2 separate regions of the Mus musculus genome follow, and region 2 is linked to region 1. Evidence: chromatin loops called from intact Hi-C (ENCODE). Cell type or tissue: gastrocnemius. All regions are shown on one strand. Links, peaks and the distances in the headings refer to the core of each region. The heading gives the core; the rest is flanking DNA. Region 1 has its middle 14 kb from the start of Anxa2. Region 2 overlaps Anxa2 (annexin A2).

Region 1 (2,911 bases), core at 96-2,595:
AGTGGGGAGGGAGGCGACCAGGGAGAGTAGAGAGGCCCTGAGCAGAATGTGGAAAGGAAAATCAGTAAACCAGAAAGAGTACCCAGGGGAAGGGAATTGTGATTTTTAGAATGGTGTGAACTTGTATTTTTAGACTCATTTTTACAATACTAATTTAATGTTAGCCTAACTCAATGGATTCAGTCAGCCTGGCCTGCACAGTGGGACCCTGTCTCCAAGGAAAGAGAAGGGGTAAAATCAAAGATTCCGTTTGAAGGATAACCTACTTTAAAATCTCTTGAAGACAGTCTTCCCAGCTGCAAAGCTTGTCTGAACTTGAATACATAGCCTCTGCTTCTTCATGCGATTCCACCACCAAAACCCAAAAGCTTTATCTGCAGTCCTTGGGATGCTGAGAAAAATACCTGTTCACCACTGACGCAGATTGTTCTTCAGTGACAGAGTGTTTGCAAACCAGCCTCTGCACAACCGGCATCCAACATAAACTGCTGAAACAGACTTTGAACTGTAACCTTTTCCATCCCACCTATTAGCAATGCTTCCAATAAACAAAGACAATATTGTGTCCACTACCAGTGTTCCTGCTTCTAGAATTCATGAGGCGATCAATATTTTTTTTGTCTCCGAGGATGTCATCAGAAAGCGAGGAAGGGCTAATCAGTGGGTACAGAGCTTTTCTTGGGTAGAAGAAATAAGCCCCAAAAGTGCTGCTGTCCCAGAGGCAGGGCAGGAAAAGATATGGAACTGATCTGTTTCAACAAATTCAAAAAAAAAAAGATTGAAACTTAAGTGGGGAATGCTTAAGGAGTCAGATATGCTCACCCAGTTTGAACATTACATAATTTAAAACATGAGAGGATACTTCATAATTATGTTTGAGTTTAATATGTCAATTAAAAACATCATTTGGGAAGCACGGAAGAATGCATCTATAATAAAGAGACTAGAACGTGAATAGATTCAGATTAAATGATGATTTTAAGAGCTGTTTGTTTTATTGGGTGAGAGAGTTAGTACTCCTGTACAACTAAGGCATAGAATGCATTGGGTGCGAGAGAGGACTCCATGGATAAGAGCTCTGGCTACTCCTCCAGGGACCCAAGTTCAGTTTCCAGCCCTAACATGGCAGTTCACAAATGTCTTTAGCTCTAGTTCCAGGATATGGACCGTCCCCACTCTTCTGGCTTCCAAAAGTACTGCATGTTACATGCACATAGTACACAGCCATGCAGGCAAAATAACCTGCATAAAAATTTAAAGAAGTCCAGCTGGGTGTGGTGGCACACGCCTTTAATCCCAGCACTCAGGAGGCAGAGGCAGGCAGATTTTTGAGTTCGAGGCCAGCCTGGTCTACAAAGTGAGTTCCAGGATAGCCAGGGCTATACAGTCTCGCAAAACCAAAAAAAAAAAAAAAAAAAAAAAAGAAAAGAAAAGAAAAAATTAAAAAGTCCTTTTTAAATATAGTGTATTTTACTTCCAGTTTGTATATTGTAGAATCAGTCTTTTATGTTTAACCAAATAGTCTAGGGCCTCAAAATATTGCAAACACATTGACTGTCCTGCAGAATGACACACTAGAATGCATTTTGCAAGTATGTCTGCCCTCTGCCCTACCAAAAGTGATGAGAATTCTAACTCCCCAGTGCCTCTGCAGGCAGATGACAGTTCTGTCCAGCTCCAACCTACAATCTCACACAGTTGCACAACCAGTTAGTGGCTTCAGAGTACAGTAAGAGTGCTGAAGGAAGTTGTGAAATCTCAGAGCATTAAGCTTGACCGTCTTTGTGCCCCAGTGTGTGAAGGGTGGCGGGGGAGGCTAATAGAGTGGTCGGTCAGTCCCTAATTCAGTTTGGCTCTTTTTAATGCTACACCCTAGTGCCTGCAAACTTTTACTCATAAGGAGCCAGCACTATGTAACTTAGTAAGTGCCCGGGGCCAAAATGTCATTCGGCATCCAGGGGAGTGCTGAGTTTGCTGACAGGAAGCCTTCTGCCTCCCAGCAGCCAGCTTATGCTAATTCACATCCAGCAGGCTACGGCTGTCAGCTACAACTTTGAGGGGTTAAGAAATGTCAGTGGATAAGCTTTGAGGTAGCCAGCCCTGTGTGCGTGTGTGCATGTGTGTGCATGTGCATGCATGTGTGTGCATGCATGTGTGTGGGGGGTGGGGGGTGGGTGGGTGTGTGTGTCTGTGTGTGTGTGTGTGTGTGTGTGTGTGTGTGTGTGTGTGTGTGTGTGTGTGTAAAAGCCAGAGGTCAACCTTGGGTCTGTTTTTAGTTTTTCTCTACCTTGTTTTTGAGACAGGGTCTCTTTCTGTGTCCAGAGCTCTCTGGATCAACCAGTCTAACAAGACCCAGAGATCTCTCTGTCCCCATTCGCTAGTGCTGGGATTCCAAGTTTACCGCCATGCCCGGCTCTTTTATGTGGGTTGGGAGGGTGGGGGAAGGCGGGGTGCACAGCATGTATTTTACCAAATGAGCTCTCTACCAGTCCTCCAGAGCTGGCGATTGTTAGAAGAGTGGTTGGGACTAGCACTGAGGTTGACTCTCAACCCTATCTCTTCTCTCTTCAAGCCTGGGTCTTTTTATTGCTAAAGTCCTCATGCTTCTCAGCATATTCTACAGGCTAGCCACTTAATGCTTAATTTATCGAATAGCAACTTAAATAGATAGAAAATTTCCTTTTAGGTGGCAAGTCAGTGTAAATGTGAATCGGTGTCAGATTGAATCAATGAGGGGCATAACTACTATTTGGGACCAAACTTTGAAAGGAGTTTTGGGAATCTCAAGTTGGGAGATAAAGTACAACCCTGCGGAGGAGCACATACAGCCATGAGCTGTTGGAATAGCAGGTCACCCCGTGGGGTGAAGGCCTCTCCATTGGGGAAGTAGAGGAGGAGTCAGCCTACAGGA
Region 2 (2,911 bases), core at 324-2,823, 50 kb after region 1:
CGAAAGGTACAAGAGCTACAGCCCTTATGACATGCTGGAGAGCATCAAGAAAGAGGTCAAAGGGGACCTGGAGAACGCCTTCCTGAACCTGGGTGAGCAAGTATGGCCCTTCCTCCCTGGCAGGGAGGACAGAAACAGGAGGAAGGAATGGCTGTGTGCTTGCTTCAAGGGGACTTGAGAGGTGTGGTGGCTTTTCTGCATGTCTTGGAGAGTTTTAGGATTGACTGTAGATTTAAAGATATGAAATGGGCTTAAATTGCCAGGAAGGGCTAAGTTGGGTGGAGAAGGGAGGGCTATACTGGGCAAGCTTACATAGACACCCGGTCGTCAGTGACCTCTGCACCTCGTGGTTGAAGGTACCGCAGTGGGTAGAGCCTGCTAGTTCACAAGATTCTGAGTTCCCCTTAGCCTTCTACAGCCTTTGTCCATGGACGGGCCCATTCTGGTCAGTGTCTTAGGGCCAGGCGGGCAGCCCTGACCTCTGTCTCCTTCCCACAGTCCAGTGCATCCAGAACAAGCCCCTGTACTTCGCTGACCGGCTGTACGACTCCATGAAGGTAAGGACTGCTGGCCCAGAGGCTCCATTTCCACTAAGCTCCACCTCTGTTTTGGCTCAAACTGAATCTCTGTGACTAGTGTTTAGGGCAGTGGTTCTCAGTCTTCCAGTTGCAGCAACCCTTTAATACAGTTCCTCATGTTGTGGTGGCCCCTAACCATAGGTTATTTGGTTGCTACTTCAGAACTGGACTTTTGCTATAGTTATGAATTGCAATGTAAATATCTGAAACGCAGGATACCTGGTATGCAACCCCTAAGGGGTTGAGACCCACAGGTTGGTAAGCACTAGTTTAGAGGATGGGTTCCCACTAGCTAGCTGAGATTGTATTTGGCAGGTGAGAAAGCACCATTCCATCTTCTCTCAGTTGTTTAAATACATGCGATGCAGCTCCAGAATAAGGTGTCACTGGAGGGAAAGGGTAAGGTGACAACGGTGTCTGATTTCTGCTGGGGCTTTCAGCTATGGTGTCCCATTAGTCCCAGGATAAAAGCAAACAGGATGTGAGTGACCATCAGCAGGCACTACACAACAGCTTTTCAGTTCCCTCCCTTAAGTCCTGGCAGGAAACCCTGCAGGGCGTCCATTTTTATCTTCTTGATAAAGAAGGCAGGCAGAGCGCCTGGAGCCAAGGCCAGCTTTGCAGATGCACAGCTGGGTGATCTTCCTGCATGAGCTGCCCCGGACGAGCCTTGTTCTGGTTCTCGTCCTGCCAGGACTGGTCTGCTTTCCAGGACCCTGATTTCTTCTCTGGAGCACCCCCCCTCCGCCCCCCGTGTCCATGCTGACCCTCTGCCTGCTCTCCTTGGGCTCCCTGTTACAGATAGTTTCCTTAGTGCAGGCTATTTCATGCATTCACAAAGAGCCATAAGAACAGCGTGCCGACCCATCCTCTCTGCACCCCTAAGTGTCCACCAGCCCTTTGCTGCATATGCAAACTTGCAGGCTGGCGGTCAGAAGCAGAGCTGACTGGAGAGGCGGCTCAGCAGTTAAGAGCACACACTGCTCCTGCAGAGGCCCCCTTGGCTTCTCAGCATCTAGTTTGAATCATTCATAGGCTCCTGAAACTTCAGCTACAGGAGATCTGATGCCCTCTTCTGGCCTCCGTGTGCACCTACATGTACACCTATGGGCTCCCCCAGACACATACTTAGAAATTTTTAAATAAATCTTGAAACATTCAGATGTGCTTGGAAATCTAAGGTGCTCATCTTCATTAAGGAAACAGTCTCAGCACTGCATTTTTAAGTCTTGTAAGATCACGACCCACATGAGTGCAGGCATTAAACAAGCTGGCTGCTGTTGTCGAAATCCTGGTTTGGCTCCCAGTTCCAGGCTGGACAGCAAGCAACCATCTGGAATGCCAGCTTTAGGGGATCTGACACTCTTTTCTGGACTCCAGAGGGCTTCCCTAGACACACACACACACACACACACACACACACACACACACACGAGCCAGAAAAAACTGTGGTGGGTGCTTTTTTTAATGATAACCTTGTCAAGGAACTTAACTCTGATCATCACTTTGACTTTCAGGGCAAGGGGACTCGAGACAAGGTCCTGATTAGAATCATGGTCTCTCGCAGTGAAGTGGACATGCTGAAAATCAGATCTGAATTCAAGAGGAAATATGGCAAGTCCCTGTACTACTACATCCAGGTAAAGCCTGTGGCATGGACCTGGCTCTGCCAGGCATGGTGTGTGTGTGTATAACTATGTGGGTGTGTATATGTGTGTGTACATGTGTGTGTGCATGCATGTGCATCTGCATTGCATGTGTGCATGCATGTGTGTATGACTATGTGGGTGTGTATATGTGTATGTGCATGTGTGTGTGTGTGTGTGTGTGTGTGTGTGCATGTGTGTGTGTGTGTGTGTGCAGGTGGCTGTAGAGAACAATGGCAGAGTGGTGACCTTCCTGTTTTCTCATTTCGTAGAGAATAGACTCTGGGCACCAAGAATCAGGGATTTATATTGAAAGTAGCCTATATGATTTTCGTAGGCTCATAGGTTCAAAGCAGGTTTATACATTTCCCACAAGTGTCACTCTACAGTGGTCATAGGTGTTTATAGTGACGATCCTGCATGACCTGGTGACAATCAGAGGGACTCTGAAGGCCAAAGGCGTTTTGTATTCTATAATGCTCCTGCTTCCTGAAGATCCTCAGAGAGGCCTGACAATTTGTCTCTTGCCAACCCACCTCTTCTGTGAACTTAGTGTCTGCATTTTGGAATGCTGGAGCCTTCCTGGTGTTAACACTGTGCTCAGCTGCCAGGAGTGTTACTCTGGGGATGGAGCCTAGGCCTTGCATATGCTAAGTAAGCCCTCTACCACTGAGCTAGCAACCACAG

The links. A loop is a pair of places that touch in the nucleus more often than their neighbours do. Peaks named below come from ENCODE experiments on the same cell type or tissue, not always from the same donor. Only the 100,000 strongest peaks of a DNase experiment are listed, where the experiment ranks them.
Region 2: a loop joins it to region 1, with 2.8 times the contacts of the local background. A loop is called at or near these places in 17 of 42 quality-filtered maps.

What each region holds. Positions count from the first base shown.
Region 1 is chr9:69,438,211-69,441,121 of GRCm38, forward strand. No RefSeq gene overlaps it. Among named protein-coding and RNA genes, the nearest start is that of Anxa2, 14 kb to the right of the region's middle. In gastrocnemius, for the core only: a CTCF peak has its summit at 1,656; no DNase peak of the experiment used is centred there; H3K4me3 peaks cover 177 bases; H3K27ac peaks cover 600 bases.
Region 2 is chr9:69,487,557-69,490,467 of GRCm38, forward strand. Anxa2 (annexin A2) reads left to right here. Exons shown (of 13, transcript NM_007585.3): 10 at 1-92; 11 at 499-557; 12 at 2,096-2,218. Among named protein-coding and RNA genes, the nearest start is that of Mir3109, 32 kb to the left of the region's middle. In gastrocnemius, for the core only: a CTCF peak has its summit at 1,651 (motif pointing left); DNase peaks (open chromatin) are centred at 1,467 and 1,894.